Linked DNA regions of Homo sapiens: region 2 is linked to region 1. Evidence: chromatin loops called from intact Hi-C (ENCODE). Cell type or tissue: mammary epithelial cell. All regions are shown on one strand. Each heading gives the region's core, and the rest is flanking DNA. Links, peaks and the distances in the headings are about the cores only. Region 1 overlaps FMNL2 (formin like 2). Region 2 overlaps FMNL2 (formin like 2).

Region 1 (8,344 bases), core at 303-8,302:
CAGTGAGACCTGATGTCTACAAAATAATGTTAAAAATTAGCCATGCATGGCCGGGCACGGTGGCTCACGCCTGTAATCCCAGCACTTTGGGAGGCCAAGGCGGGCAGATCACGAGGTCAAGAGATCAAGACCATCCTGGCCAACATGATGAAACCCCGTCTCTACTAAAAATACAAAAATTAGCCAGGCATGGTGGTGTGCACCTGTAGTCCCAGCTACTTGGAAGGCTGAGGCAGGAGAATCGCTTGAACCTGGTGGTGCACACCTGTGGTCCCAGCTACTCGGGAGGCTGAAGTGGGAGGATCGCTTGAGCCCAGGAGGTTGAGCCGTGATTGTGCCACTGCACTCCAGCCTGGGGGACAGAGTAAGACTCTCTGCCTGTCATAGATAGATAGATAGATATAGTTTTCAACCTCTAACTGGTTTTGTGTGTGTGTGTGTTGACAATTTATCTGATGGTTCTTTGAAAACTGAAAATGTGTCCTTCATTCCAACATTATACATTTAAAAAATCGAATGTTTTAACATAAATATGGGAGGAGTACTCCATGAAGGTGAAAGCCAGTGATTCTCCTTGAAGAAGGGTATTGTTCTGTGCTAGCGGCATCTCCATTTCGCCTAGCAATTGTAGCAGAATAGAGACTGCATCCCCTCTCATTCTACAGGTAAAGAATAGTTTGAAGAGAAAGCTTAGTGATTTCACTGCCAAAAGAAAGCTTTTAACAAAATTGCTTATTAAACCACACCTCAGGCTGTGCAGGGACATGGGAGGAGCGTGCAATTTCTGAAAAAGAATATTTAGAGGAGGATTTTATTGTATAATTGGCAAACTTCTCATCTCCGAGAATAATTGCTTGATTTCATGGAAAGGACCAGAACTTGGGTATCTTGAGGCCTAAGATAAATAGATAGCAACGGATCATGCTAGTCCCCATGGTTACTGGGAACTGAGCTCAAGTGGATTGTTATCCTGAACAAGTCTGTGTCAGGATATTCTTGTCACCTTTCAGCTCTTTGGTATTTGCTCTCTTTCTTGAATCAGCAAAAGAAATCGCTGTAAAGTTAATGTAATTTACGGGAAGTTCCCGTGCCACACTGCATGCTTTTGTGTGTCACAAGACTTAAGCTTCCTGCTACCCTCTGTTAAAGGAGAACTTTTTATGTTCCTAACAATATACGATTCTTTCAGGAGCTATTTACATAGCTGGGTTGGTTAATAGACAACTGGGGACTGGGCTATAAGCATTTTGACCTGGAAATATTTCTTTGGGGTTATGTGAACTACTGTACAATAAAACCTCAATTAACTAGGATTACTTGGAGAAAAGACAGTTTCTGGTTGAATTTTCTTTTAAATGGAAGGTTAAACACTTTCCTTTTCTCAACCCTTCTTATTCACTTTCTTCCTTTGGCTTTTGGAATTCAGATGTTAAGATCTTGAAAATAAGTTAATGTTTCATTGAGTTAGTCCGTAACAGTGCTTTGGAACATCCTTGAGTTATGAAGCTTGTTATTCAGGCTTTACTTTCTTCAGAGGATTAAGAGGCTTGAACGTGGCTGCTAAGTTCTCTAAGTTGTTTTCTGGGGGGAAGAATAAATTTTTCTGTGTAATTTTGTTTTCTTGTATCTTTATCAGATTCAGAATAAAAAAGCTATCGTAACATGCCCTGCATCAGTAGGCCTTGTTAGTTACGTAATCCTACTATTTGAGGGTTTAGGAATATTCTAGCAAAATATAACAGAAATGAGCCGTTAGTAAATTGCTTAACTTAAAATATTTAGTTTTCTTCTGTGTGTGTTAAAGTCAAGTTATATTAATTTAATAGGCAGTTGGGTTGGCTCTTTTGCATAATCCAGACAATATATGGATCCCACAAATATTTATTGAGTATATACTCTGTGTTCTTCATATACCATGTTAGGCAGTTTTGTAATATCAGTAATGAGACCAGCATAAGTGTATTAACCTCTGATAACCTTCACATAAATCTTATATTCTACAGCAATGAAAACTTGTCCCTAAGGGACTTTGTGGTCACAGCAGTTCTGATTTCCTTGTTTGAAATTTTTGTAAACTTTCCAACTTCTTTGTTTTGCACTCAGTACTTAAAAATAAATTTAATGCCAGAAGTAAAAGTACTATTATTTTCATCAATCATAAGTTATAGATAACAAAAACTCAGAAATTTTTCTTGAACATAGGTAGGGAACTTAGGTGAAAGGACTGCTTTAATTCCATCTAAAAGATAAAACCTAATACTGACTTACAAATATGTTGCTAAGAGTTTAGTGTCTCCAAGTAAAGGTAGAAATTTTACATTATCTATCAATGATATCGGCGAAAACTAAAATTATTAGGAAGTAAGCTAAGAATAATTTATAGTCTAGATTTTTAACTTAAAAGTGGAACCAATTTCCAATGGTTTCTTCCCTTAGTTCTTGAGTTAGCCATACTGTGACCATTAAAAAACATCTTTAAAATGTATGTGAAAAAACCTGAAGAAAATGTGGCAAAGGGTAAGATTTGATAAGAAATGGGTCTAGGTTTATAGGGAATGCATTATAGTCTTTATAGTTATGTGTGTTTGAAATATAATAAAACACTTTTAGATGAATTCTTTCTTTTTTTTTTTTTTCCTTTTTGAGACACAGTCTCACTCTGTTGCCCAGGCTGGAGTGCAGTGGTGTGATCTTGGCTCACTGCAACCTCCATCTCCTGGGTTCAAGTGATGCATGTGCCTCAGCCTCTGGAGTAGCTGGGATTACAGGCGCACACCACCACACCAGCTAATTTTTGTATTTTTAGTAGGAGACGGGGTTTCACCATGGCTGGTGTTGAACTCCTGACCTCAAGTGATACGCCCACCTCGGCCTCTCAAAGTGCTGGGATTACAGGTGTGAGCCACAACGCCTGGCTAGATGAATTATTTCCTTTAGAAATTATTTTCTGTGTATCTGCAAAAGTGTTTCATTTTAGTACTGTGAAATGAATAGGCCCTATGCTGGGTCCTGTTGGGGTTTGTGATTTATAGATGGTAAAATACATTTCACACTTACAAGATGAAGCAATCTACCTCTATATAAAGAGCTTGCCTGTGGGTGGTTGTAGCAAGTGTCTTCTTATTATTTCACAATTGAGGGCAAGAGAGAGGTCAGACCATTGGTGAAACCCTTAGTGCAAGCAAGTCCGCAAATAAGCTTTTTAGCTACTTAAGCCTAGGTGTTTTATTGGCATTGAAGGCCAAGACACACGAGCAATACTTGCACAATCAAAAGTTCTATTTTTCCAAGACATGCTGGTCACACAAGAAAAACTGAGATAACATATAATTTATTTTTCCAAGACATGCTGATCACAAAAGAAAAACTGAGATAACGTATAATTTAGTTACTGTGTATCCACTTTGGATCCAGATTGCATATCTATATCTGTCTGTAAACAGACATATGCACACATATATATACCTGTGTGTATGTATATATGCACACACACACATATATATTTAAAATCACAGTACTTAATTAATTTGCCTCCAAAACTAATGGCCACATTAATGCCTTTGAGCTAAGTTAGACTGGCTGGAATCAGTTGGCAAGATCCTGGTAAATGGTTTTGGTGTCAACTAGGACACAAGCCAGGTGTGGTGGCTCATGCCTATAATCCTTGCACTTTGGGAGGCTGAGGCGGGAGGATCACTTGAGGCTAGGAGTTTGAGACCAGTCTGTGCAACATAGACTCCATCTACAAAAAATAAAAAATTAGCCAGGTGTGGTAGCATGTGCCTACAGTCCTAGCTATTTGGGAGGCTGAGGCAGGAGGATACCTTGAGCCCAGGAGGTTGAGGCTGCAGTGAGCCACGATGGTACCACTGCACTCCAGCCTGAGCAACAGCGAGACCCTGTCCAGCAGGGTAGAGTGCAAAGGATGCCTGTGGAATGGGAGAATCTGTTCAGCATCCATCCTCCTGCTTCCAGGCTAAACCCATGAGAAGAGTGCTGTCAACAAAAGAAGTGTTCCCTACAGTGGGGAAGAATTGAGGTTAGCAGAAAGGGTAAAACAAGAACAAAGTAATTCCTAGCCATCCGAAGAGGTGGAATGGGAAAGGCAACACCTATAACAGGAAGGAAATACTCCATCTGGGGCTGAGCCTGTCTTATTCTGAGGCCCAAGCTTGGCTGCCTTTCTCTTCATTCCCTCTGTGTGCCACTTAACAGTATGCATTTCAACTTTCTTTTCAGGGAGGGGCCAGATGTAGAAATGCCTCACACTACAGTGGAGGAGACCTCACCAGCTACCTGTACCAGTAAGATGGGATTAGCTCAGGAAACGTTGTTGTTTGTTTGAGGGACAAGAATAACATGAAAGAAGGAGCAAGATTAACAGAACAGCTGACCTAGAGCTGCTAGGCACTGGATGGTCCTCTGTGCTTATATACACAATGTAATACTTGTAAGGAAAAAGCAAAAGGCTTGGAGGAGGCTGTGGACTACCTATAGTTGACAGTATTTTCCTTTGTGGGGGTGGTGGATGTGGGACGTAGAATGTAAACTTCCTACCTTATACATTGATGTTACTTCATTGATTATAGTGAACACTTTATAGACTGAAACAAGTCTAAGAAAAATTCATCTTGAGCTGAGGAGATAGAGATGACCTGCCAAAGATTTCACATCCACAAAGTTTGTATGACTGATAGTTTTAATAAAAAAAATTTGTCAGCCAAAACATACTGAGAGTTTCTTAGTCGTATTAACTGATCTGAAACTGTTGCCACTAGGGGATATAAAAGATACTACCTGTATTTTAGTGATAAACCACAAAGAATAAAATGAGTTTTTAATTAGCATCATGCAGCCACTTAAGTATTAGCAAAGAAAATTTGTAGCTGATCTTTCAGTTCTCTGTAATATAGAAAAACAGATGCTGCATCTCTAGTTTTGCCTGTGCCTGGGGGATATTTAAAACTTGTACTAAAATGTTAATTTCGCCATGGTAGAGGTGACGGGGAAACTTGCAAAAAAAGGGGAAAGAGGAGGGAATTGGGTGCATAGAAGTGAGCATGAGGCCAGCAGTAGGGAATGAGTTTACAATAAATAAGGTGTGAGAGTGGTTGGGGGGAGTGGGAGAGGTTTGGGGGCTGGGAAGACAAGGGAAAAGAAAATGCAGGGATATGCTATTTGTGTTCATTTTGTCTTTGAAAATCGTAAGTGTACAGCATCATTCTCGGGCAGAGTCTGGGAGGACTTGAGTTGACTGCTACAGTTTATGATCTTCCCTAAACATCGACGTTCCTGGAAATCTTTGGCCTCTGAGCTGACTTCTTCTCTGTTGCTTGTGAGCCAGGAATTTAACAGCTCTGTTGTATGTGCAGGCTGCAGATGCTTCTCTTCAGCTTTTGCTATCCAATGTGTGTGTGTGTGTGTGTGTGTGTGTGTGTGTGTGTGTGTGTGTGTTGGATAAACTTAAAAAACCTGTTGCTTCCATGCAACGGCCCACACAACTTGGGACTCATGGTCAGCCTCACCTTCCACATTGGCTAAAACTCTACAGGAAACAGTTTATGGAGTTTAAGGAAAAAAAAAAAAAAGGAAAATTATCAGACTCCAAGCAAGTTATTTATGGACCAGTGTGTGAACAGAACATCTGATTGAAAAAAGAAAAAATTACAGATGGGTGGGGATGGAAAGGCAAATGTGTTGTGTAGCTGGCCAAGTAATATCTGGTTGTGTCAAAAAACGGGAAAAAACATCATCTTCAATGAGTTACGTTATTTGTATTCCTTCCATCTTGCCTGCCATGTGCCTTGGATAATGCTGCTGTCTATTAAGCCCTCTGTGTCCTACTCCCTCGCCAGCTTTGCTCCATTGTGCTGTTGGTGGGGACACAGCCCAGGTGGTTGGGTGATGCCTGTGCTTTCCTCCTGCCCTCTTTTGGTGTTGCTATTTGAAAATCACTTGTATAATGAATGTATCCTCTCCCCACTCCCATTGTTATGTGAAAAAAGCCAGTAAAAATGAACATCTGGCAAAGAAACTGTCCCAATTTAAGGAGGAAGTTTGCTAGATTTATGATCTTCCTTTGTAACTCAAGTATAAACTGGCCACTATCTGAGGAGTGAGGTCTTGCTACACAGTTTTCAGGGTCAGGGGGCCAGGCAGGGGTCGGGTAGGGTGAGTGGAAGCTCTGGGGTTGCCGCCTAGGCTGGAAAAACACTGTGCATCAGCTGAATGGCTGCCGGCCTGCCAGGATGCTGCTATTTTCTATCCTGATTCAGTTTTGTGAAAGGACAGTGGGTGTGAATTGTTGGCTGGGTCTCTGGATCACTAACCAGAAATAAGCTTAGCTAAATTGACCACAAGAAATTTCACTGTTTTAAATCCCACCAGCCAACTCCCCAAATTTTGCCTTTTTTGTCTCTTTCCTTGAAATTAGTTTAACATTGCATAGTGTATTTTATCTTCATAATGACTACTTAAAGATGGTTTTAAAACTGAACTATAGATCAGCCAGGGTGTGATGGCTCATGCCTTTAATCCCAGCATTTTGGGAGGCTGAGGCGAGAGGATCACTTAAGGTCAGGAGTTTGAGGCCAGCCTGGCCAACATGGTGAAACCTCATCTCTACTAAAAATACAAAAATTAGCCTGGCGTGGTGGCGTGCACCTGGAATCCCAGCTACTCGGGGGGTTGAGGCAGGAGAATCGCCTGAACTCGGGAGGCGGAGGTTGCAGTAAGCTGAGATTGTGCTACTGCACTCCAGCCTGGGCGACAGAGTGAGACTTCATCTCAACAACAACAACAACAACAAACTATATATTGTAAAATAGAGTTATACTGAGCTAAAGTATACATTTTAATCATTTATGTACTATGAAAAATAGTAAATTGCTTTTGTAAAAATAAAAAGTACTGGCATGAACACAGCATTGTTCCAGTGGAAGGAGTTTGTGGGTTTCAGAAGTTTATTACCCTCTGATTTAGATATGGTCCTGTCTGTTGAACTCACGGTCATGGTATAATGACATCTCTTCATTCCGTCCCCCACCCTCTGCCCCCAGAACAATTACCTTGCTTTATGTAATTTCTTGTTAGATCAGTCTCTATCTCCAAAAGCAACTGGAATAGATTAAATCAAGGCTCATACACAGCCTATAAAAACAGGAACTTCATTTCGGGGAAGATTTTTGTAAGATCGTTTTCTAAAATAGCATAGTATCAGAAATATTTCTGTAATGCTTTTCGGCAAGGAAATTAGTTCAATATTTTTGGCTTTGTCAACTCAGTTCTCAATAATAGCTGTACTCTGTTGTCATTACAGTTTTGGCTTTTCTCAACTGGAGAATGATTTTATATTAAGTGCTTTGTAATTATTTTTTTCTTGCATTTTTATCTAAGGCTTTGTAAGGGGGGTGTTCAAGTACAGCGTGGAACCAGATTCTTCTTTTCCTTATCTTTCATAATTTTCCATGTTTGTTTTGAATTAATTAGTTTTGATTCAAACAAAAAAACTAGCATTTTAAAAGATCTGGTGTTTCAGTATTTTGTTTTGTTTAATCACCCCTTGTTTCTTTTGACACTAAATTTTTCTCAGGAACTAAGCAGATCGGTTATCGTTCCTCTACTTTGCTTTATTGAACTCCCTAAGTGAAATTTGTTTTAACAAAGAGGCAGTGTTTATGTGTTGGTGATAAAAAGAAAATAGCCGATATATTATTACTTTTTTTTTCTTCTATGTCACCTTGTTATGTAAGGTTATTTCATTACCTTTGTAGTGTTTTTCATGGAAACCGTCAACAAGGAAGTACCTAACACTGCCCAACATGAAGCCAACCATAATTGTGGATAGAAATAGTAGACTCCTACTTCCTAGCCTTAAAGAATGTATAATTTAGTTAGCAAGTGAAATCCCAAGGGGTACATCATAAAGCAATGAATGATTCAAATTGGCACTGTAAGAATAAGTTCTAGGTGGTATGGGGCAGCCTATAAGAGCTATTGGAATTTAAAGAAGCAAGAGATTCTTATGCAATTATGGAAAATGTTCTCGAGGTAGAGGAATTTGAGAGTTCAAATTGTTTTCTCATCAAACTTCTCCTCATTTTAGATTCAGCATTTGATAGGTAGGCTTCCAGTGTAATTTCTTTTTTCCTGTTAACAAAATGAACCTCAGAATTCTGAAAAGGAAAGATACTGATTCATTCAAATCTCAAATGTCCTAACTTTATAGAAGAATGTGGTACTATGGAAGGGCACAAATCAAGGTGCTGTTAATATGAGCGGTGTTGTAGTTTGGATATTTAACCCTCTAAACCTCATGTTGAAATGTGATCCCCAATGTTGGGAG
Region 2 (8,344 bases), core at 120-8,119, 52 kb after region 1:
TTGTCTGCAAGGCAGGTATGTGTATAGGCAGCCTAACGTTCCAGGCAACCAGTAGGGAAAGAGGAAGCTAACATACGCCTTAGGGGATTGGGTTAATGAGGAAACGTATGGTTATGAAAGGCATTAGACGGCTTTAGATCTACGAGAGACACAGCTGCGGCTCATCAGCAAATGTTCTTTGGCTCTGACGTGAGCTTGACTAACTTATGTCTACTGAACCTGCTGGGGTACATCCTGTAGAGTGTGCTTATAGTCTCTTTGTTTACTTTTACATTTAAAAGTTACCCTTAATTTATGAAAGAAGTGACTTGTATGTGACATTTTTAAAAAGTTTAATTCTTTGAACATTGTTGAAGATCAACTGTGTGCCAAGTATTCTTTTACATACTGGGACTCAATGAAGAATAGAACATGTTTCCACCCTTTAAAAAATGTTTATACTATTAAATTCAAGATGAGCATGCTTATTATAGTGTAGTAAAATGAACAAGCATCAGAAAAAGTCAGAAAACTGTGTTTGAACAACAGAAACATTGGGAAAATACATCAGAGACCTTACACATACACACACACACACACAGTATATGATTTCAGGTAAGTCATTTAATCTTTAAGCCTCAGTTCCCTCATCTGCAAAATGGAGATAATATCTACTTGCCAGATATAGAAGCTTGAGTGAGCTAAGAGGTCTAAAGAATGTGATAAACTGTGAAGTATCACTGAAAGATAAGTTAAAAATCAGAGAAACAAAAAGTACTGCCCCACATGAAAAGTTAATTGTATTTGAAATATCTCACTAAAAGATATTTGAAGAATCATCTACATGATGGATTGCACGTAGCTGCTAAAGGCAAGGAGTTACGAATTACATTACTTCTAAATTAACCAGTTCAGGGAAGAGGAAGAGGAGGATTAAAATTCATTATCTGGAATATTTTATATGAGGTTTTTTTTTTTTGTTTGTTTGTTTTTTGAGATGGAGACTCTGTCGCCCAGACTGGACTGCAGTGGCATGATCTCAGTTCACTGCAAGCCCCACCTCCTGGGTTCAAGTAATCCTCCTGTCTCAGCCTCCCAAGTAGCTGGGATTACAGGCACGCGCCACCACGCCTGACTAATTTTTGTATTTTTAGTAGAGGTGGGGTTTCACCACGTTGGCCAGGCTGGTCTCAATCTCCTGACCACAGGTGATCCACCTGCCTCAGCCTCCCAAAGTGCTGGGATTACAGGCGTGAGCCACTGCACCCAGCTGTATTTTTATGAGTTCTTAAATAAAACTCATATAAAACTTTCATGGGAACCATGAAAGAAGGAGAGAGGGAGAGGGAGAAGAGAAAAGAAAACTCGGCCTACATCCAGGGACCCAAATAAAAGTGTTATGGAGGAAGAATACAAAGCCCCAACTGTTTTTGTAAAACTTGGGGTTGCCTGTCTAATATCTAAAGGAACCACTGTTTGAGTTATAAATTCAGCACCTGATTTGCCAAACCTTTTCTCTCTGTTTCAATGTGGCCAATTTGAACAACAGAAACATTGGGAAAATACATAAGAAAATTTCAGCACCTTGCCAAACACATTTATTTTGAAGGACTTCAGATGGATTATGGGCATCCTATTTATTTGAATTAATATATTTTTCCCTCTAAATATTAGAATTTTAGATATTGTATTAAAAGTCGAAACTGCTTTGGTTGGCAGTCTTCCATTACCCACACTTTTAAAACTGCTTCATATCCCATGTTATTTTCAGGACCTCGTTGCCTGCTTGCTTGACATCAATGATATAAGTACCTTTATTAAGTTACCAACTTGAGTTGCACTGTGTAGAAATGTTATTCTTTAGTCATGATGAGCTATCAAAATGAATTGAAAAGGCACCTCCAAAGTCTTGGTGATCTTGCTCCTTTTGATAGTTACCACCCCTCCATTGAGATTCCCAGCTTTTCTGTTCATTTTGATCCTCTTGCAAAAAGCACTCAAAATTGGCAGCTTCCATGACTCCATCTTCTAGAGGGTGGGTGGAATCAAGAGTGAACTTCAGAACCTTCTTTTTCTGTCTTCCTTCTCCCCATTTGCCACAAGCTTTTTCACGGGTTCCATGGCAGCAGTGGAGGTAGAAAGAGGAGATGGGCAGACTATGCCAAGGCAAATGGCCCCACCTGAGTTTTCTTAGAAGTGGATGCAATGTGGACCAACTGTGTTTTAAAGCATGAGGCTTCCTTATTTTCTCTTTCTTAATACATCAGTAAGCTGCTCAAACAAATGAAGAATATGTGGAATACAACGACAAATGCTAAATAAGCATATTTGAAAAAGTGTGAGTTTATTACATGTAGACCTTGTTCATAATTTCAAGTCCTAAGGAAATATAGTCCAGTCAACAGGACCAGCAAATGTATGTATTTGAGTAAGCCTTCTGAGTCGCCACAGTCCCAAATAGGAAATGAAAAAAAGCTGCCTTTACTGACTGTCAAAGATAGGGCTCACTAAATGAGTGAATGCTACTGCGTTACATGTGCTACTCCACCAAATTTTATTATTGTAAAAATAAAATTGAGCCCAGGAGTTCAATACCAGCCTGGGCAACATGGTGAGACCTTGTCTTTAGAAAATTAGCTGGGCGTGGTTGCCTGCACCTATAGATCCAACTTCTTAGGAGGTGGAATTAGGAGGATTGCTTGAACCTGGGAAGTCGAGGCTGCAGTGAGCTGTGATTGTGCCACTGCATTCCAGCCTGGGTGACAGAGTGAGACTCTCTCAAAAAAATTTTTTTTGAATAATTGGAATTATATTATTTAAAAGGATAATATTTATTTATATTCTGATATGTGTTTGGCATCAGCTGTTGTCATACATGAGGTTGGAAATAATGACTGGCTTCTAGATAGCTCATCAGTTCATTTTTCTGAGCTTCTTGTGATTATTTTAGCCCTCAGCTGGACTACTGCTAAATCCCCATGGCAATAGGATCCCCTCTGATTCCTTGGTGAGGTGATGGTGATTTAAAAAAAGTAGTTTATACACAGACACAGTGATGGCACTAGAGATGTTGAATAGTTGTGATTACTTAGAAATTGCTCTCGAGATAGAACATTTGAAGGAATAATTAGAAAAAGTGTGCTGTTCTTTTTTTAAAAGCAGCTTGATTGAGATAGAGTTCATATACTACAAAATTCACCCTGATTATTTTTAAATAAAGGGAAAATATTAATAGGTGTCCTACTACAAACCATTCCCCCTATTTTCAAGGATAAACAATAACAAATATAGATTTTAAATAATAAGATTATCTCATAGGTGGGAATTGAACAATGAGATCACATGGACACAGGAAGGGGAATATCACACTCTGGGGACTGTGGTGGGGTGGGGGGAGGGGGGAGGGATAGCATTGGGAGATATACCTAATGCTAGATGACGAGTTAGTGGGTGCAGCGCACCAGCATGGCACACGTATACATATGTAACTAACCTGCACAATGTGCACATGTACCCTAAAACTTAAAGTATAATTAAAAATTAATAATAATAATAAGATTATCTTTTCAGTATTATTACAGTGGCCTTTAGCATTTTAAAATCTACAAGCAAGCAAGGCTTCAGTGGACCATGCAGAATGTTGTGGTTCCCTGTGTTGGAGAAATACAAGTTTCTATGGGATAAACAAATGCATGCACATGCTGGCCAATTGTCAGAGTGAAATACCAAAAAATTCCGTTGTGGAGTAAGTGATAATCAGATTATAAAGAATTAAAGTAAGAAAATACCTTTTGGGTTGTACGTAGAAAAGAACATGATAAAGATTATCCTCATTTCTTTTTTTCTTTTCTTTTCTTTTTTTTGTTTTAGACAGGGTCTCGCTCTGTTACCCAGGCTGGAGTGCAGTGGCACGATCAGGGCTCACTGCAGCCTTAACCTCCCAGGCTCAGGTGGTTCTTCCACCTCAGTCTCCTGGATAGCTGGGACTACAGGCATGTGCCACCACACCCAGCTAATTTTTTGTATTTTTTGTAGAGATGGGGTTTCACCATGTTACCCAGGCTTGTCCTCATTTCTTGATGAATCTTTATTTTTCCTTTAGAGCTGATTTAAACTTTTTTTTGTGAGAAATATAGCATCTATATAGAAAAGGTAGTTAAGCCCGAGAACCAGCATAGTAAGTAGTATAAAGCCAGCACCTTTGTAACTGCTACTCAGATCAAGAAATAGAACTGCTGGCCTCTTAGGAATGTGCCATATTTCCCCCTTTGATTATGACTTTCCCCACTTCAGTCCTCCAACCATGACTTTCAGGCTGATCATCTCCAAGTACGCATATATACACACAATATAAAACCATATATCTATATGTATAGTGTTACCCCTTGAGTGTGTATCTGTAACCATTAAAGTTTAATGTCACCTATTTTATAAGTGTGAAGAAATGAAATCAGGTGTTCTTCTTGGCTCAGCATCAGGTTTGTGAGATCCATTCATAGGAGCATGCAGTACATGGCTTGTTTTCATTGTAATCTAGTATACCATTGTATGAACGTAAATATAAGTACTGGTTCATTTTATGGTTTGTGGACATGTGGCTTCTACCCAGGTTTTTACTGTTGCCTGTTCTGCTTTGGACATTAGGGTCTATAAAACCTGATACACGTGGCATGAATTTTTCAAAGTATGGTTCCTCTTTTGGCAGCATTAGCATAAAACGTGTTAGAAATGTTGATTCTTGGGCCCCACCTCTGACCTACATTCAGATATCACCTTGGACTGTATATTGTGTATGTTTATGCTTATTCCAGTGACTGCCTTTGCTCAGGATACTTTTGGATCTTCCAGGTTGGAATCCATTCATGTCGGCACACACATGTGTACCCATGCAAACATAACACTCCCACATTCCAGCAATTGACTCGTTGCTCATATTTGAAAAAAATTAGCTTTATCAGTTTGAGTCAAATCTTTTGTTATTTTCAAAGATAAAATAAATATCCAAAAGAGAAAGATTTGCCAACATTGAAGATATTCAAAAGAATATGCAAAAGATTGAAGACCTGCTGAAGGAGGACCTGAAACAGGTTGGGCAAAACACCATTCCTAGAATGGAAGCTGCAGGGCCCTACAGAGAAAGCAGTACTGACTCTGGAGTTGAGCAGATGTGGGTTCAAACCCACATGTACATGTGACCAGCAGTGTCATCAAAGAGAGTTCTGCATTTCTCTGAGCTTCAGTTTTCCTCCTATGCAAAGAGGGGATCACATCTACTACCAAGATGCAAAACAGTTAGTACAAAATGACTGCTCGCAGGGCCACATTTATACTGTGGATGCATTTTGGTCATATTTTGGTAACATAATCTGATGTGGCTGACTGTGTCATGGCTTCATACCTTTCATGCTTTGGACTTTTGTGCTTTCTGCAGGAACGATTCCAGGTGAAGAATCCTCCCCATACATACATTCAAAAGCTCAAAGGCTATCTGGATCCAGCTGTAACCAGGAAGGTAAGATGGATTTGTTTCCACTCTTTGTTATTGCTTCCTTATTAGCGAGCAGAATCCTCCTGCATTGGAAGAGACCTTCCTTCCTCTGCATTAGAGCCTCTGCCAGAGCCTCCACAAAAAACAACCTTGGGAGACCAACAACGTAAGAAGACAAAGGAAAAAAAACAACCTTCTCACTTGAAGATGTGTATAAAAGTTCTTTCCTGACATGAGAGTCACGTACCTCTGATGGTTGTTGAGTCACTGCTATTTCCAATTACGTAGGGCAGTGAGTGCATTCCAGAGGTATTCAGGCCCCTAGAAGAGCAGGCTTTGCAAAGGGAATACTTGCCTTTCAGTTTTTTATGCCTTGGTGCATTTCCAGAGACCTTGAAAAATCACTGGGCCTTTGTCATCCCAGCTGTGCACTCACATCCTGTGTTGATGCTTTTAGCAGCTCCCCCCTACTCCCCCCAACCCCTGCCCCTGGCCTGAGAAGGTAAGTAGAGAATAGCTGATTCCATTCTCAACAGACTCTCCCCTTTTACAAACAAGCCCTGCTTTGTGCAGCCACACAATTGGTTTAAACTGATGCCTCGTGGTAAAGCATGTAGCCTGGCACGGCCCTGTGGGCCTGAATCAGTCCTGGGATGTCTCAGGGCAGAGCTGTCCTTGCTCAAGATGGGTGAAGGGGTGCTTTACCAGATAGCATTTGTTTTTCCATTGACCTACAACTCCTGCTTTTAAGGCTCCTGCGAAAATCTCTCAGGCTGATTCTCTCTGTTGTTTCAGTGTGTGATTCTTGAGAAAAGAATGGTATACTTTACCTAGTTAGCCATTTTCAGGGCTCTTGATGCTTGCATTAAAAAAAAAATCTTTTTCTTTATCTTCTACTCTAACTCTTCCTCCCCTCACCGCCCACCCCCCGACCAAAAAAAAAAAAAAAAAAAAGTCCAGCAAAGGAGAACAGCTATTATTTCCTTTTGGAAGTTTCCTAGGCCTTTCTCTTACGGTTAATATGTAGACAAGGGGAAATAAAATCTAGTAGTGATGATGACAGTGTAGTGCAGAACTTCATCACTGGCTGTATGTCATATGTGACTTGAATGTGACACAACCTTCAATCCAGGAACGTACCTGTCAAAGTATCATGATACTTCTCCCCTCGTAAATGTGGCACACACATTTCTTTCTAAAAGACCTGTTGTCAGGTCTTACACCTGCAAATGAGACTATTGTTCAGTTCTTGTTAACTTCTCTCATTTCTCCCTTTCCCTAAGAATGTGGCAGTCTTAATTTCATCATTTAAAGAGGTCTGTAAAGGAGGATACACCCAGGCCTGGCACAGTGGCTCACGTCTGTAATCCCAGCACTTTGGGAAGCTAAGGTGGGTGGATCACCTGAGGTCAGGAGTTCAAGACCAACATGGTGAAACCCTGTCTCTACTAAAACTACAAAAATGAGCCAGGCATGGTGGCAGGCACCTGTAATCCCAGCTACTCGGGAGGCTGAGGTAGGAGAATCGCTTGAACCCAGGAGGCGGAGGTTGCAGTGAGCTGAGATTGTGCCATTGCACTCCAGCCTGGGCAAAAAGAGCAAAAAACTGTGTCTCAAAAAGAAAAATAAATAAATAAATACAGACACACCCATATACACAAAATACATCCCCAGACAGGTGTTTTTCTGCACTATTTCTTTGCAAAGGGACAGCAAGATTCTGTTTTAGAATCGATTTCTAAAGGTTTTCTGAAATCTCCAAACTTGTAACCTTCAGGCTAGATGGCTCAGACCTCAGCATTGAGTCCTAATGCTCACCCTGAGTTGAGTGTGGCAGAGATGCTGATGTTTATACAGAAGACTGAGACCTTTCCTCATGCAGAATTCATCCTACCTCCAAAAAATTCCTTCCACATTTTTCCAGTTCTGAATAGAAAGGAAAAAATATGCACACTCCTAGGGAGTGCTGCTTAGGCCCCCACTTCCATACCCCACATGGAGGAAGATGCTTAGAAGGAAGAGGTGGGCTTCCTCCTGGCACAGTTCCAATTTTCCTTTAGATCAGCTGTTTCTGGGTTTAGGCAAAGAGAACAAAGTGAAACAAAACAACAGATAAGCTTCCCAGAAAATGTTTTGCTTCCTCACAAATAATAAACTGGAGCAGGACATAAGATGTCTGTTTGGGCCTTCATTCCCGACATTTCTGCCCTGGCCCATGTGCGTTCACCTGAATGGCCATGTTTGGTCTGTGCTTCATCTTTCAAGATCAGTCATTCAGCTCAGAAAAAATAAAATGGATGGTGGATTAACCACCCCTGCTTTAGTAAGATTCTGTCAGGAGCTGGCAGGAGGAAATGATCTGTTCCACACAACATAATTGTAATGCTTAAAGCCTGGAAAAAAAGGAGATTTGTTGAAATAAGACATGGCTTGCAGTTAAAATGAGCTTAAAATTCTCAGCTGTATTATGGTGGGGGAGAAAAAGATTTCAATTCGGGGCTTTAAATTTCAGCCAGACAGTCTAGGTTGGGCAGTTTTCCTTTAACTGTGTCTGGAGTCCTCGAATACTTGATTCGTTAATCTTTTGTGCAAATTGAATAGAAGATACTTAATTTGCTTTTTTTAAAAAAAAATTTTAAGCATTTTCTATTTAGATTTTCTTCTAAATAGTTTTAAATGAAACCTCTCGGGCAGAAAAGGAAGAGCCTAAATTAGATATCTCTATGAACAGAACTCTCCAAACCAGCCTCCTTATTTAATACCAGGAAGTGATTAGTCTGTGTTTAAAGGATTCTGGTCCTTTGCTGGCGCTGCAGTTGTGAGATGAAACCTATTGTAGGGCTCATCCTGGGCTCAGCTGCCTCTGGGGGCTCATCC

The links. A loop is a pair of places that touch in the nucleus more often than their neighbours do. Peaks named below come from ENCODE experiments on the same cell type or tissue, not always from the same donor. Only the 100,000 strongest peaks of a DNase experiment are listed, where the experiment ranks them.
Region 2: it touches region 1 in a loop (8-fold over the local background); 4 of 110 quality-filtered maps call a loop at or near these places.

Annotation. Positions count from the first base shown.
Region 1 is chr2:152,485,163-152,493,506 of GRCh38, forward strand. The region is part of intron 1 of FMNL2 (formin like 2); the gene reads left to right. Among named protein-coding and RNA genes, the nearest start is that of FMNL2, 150 kb to the left of the region's middle. In mammary epithelial cell, for the core only: no CTCF peak of the experiment used is centred there; no DNase peak of the experiment used is centred there.
Region 2 is chr2:152,537,329-152,545,672 of GRCh38, forward strand. It overlaps FMNL2 (formin like 2), which reads left to right. Exons shown (of 26, transcript NM_052905.4): 3 at 5,411-5,491. Among named protein-coding and RNA genes, the nearest start is that of PRPF40A, 180 kb to the right of the region's middle. In mammary epithelial cell, for the core only: no CTCF peak of the experiment used is centred there; a DNase peak (open chromatin) is centred at 5,773; H3K27ac peaks cover 2,258 bases.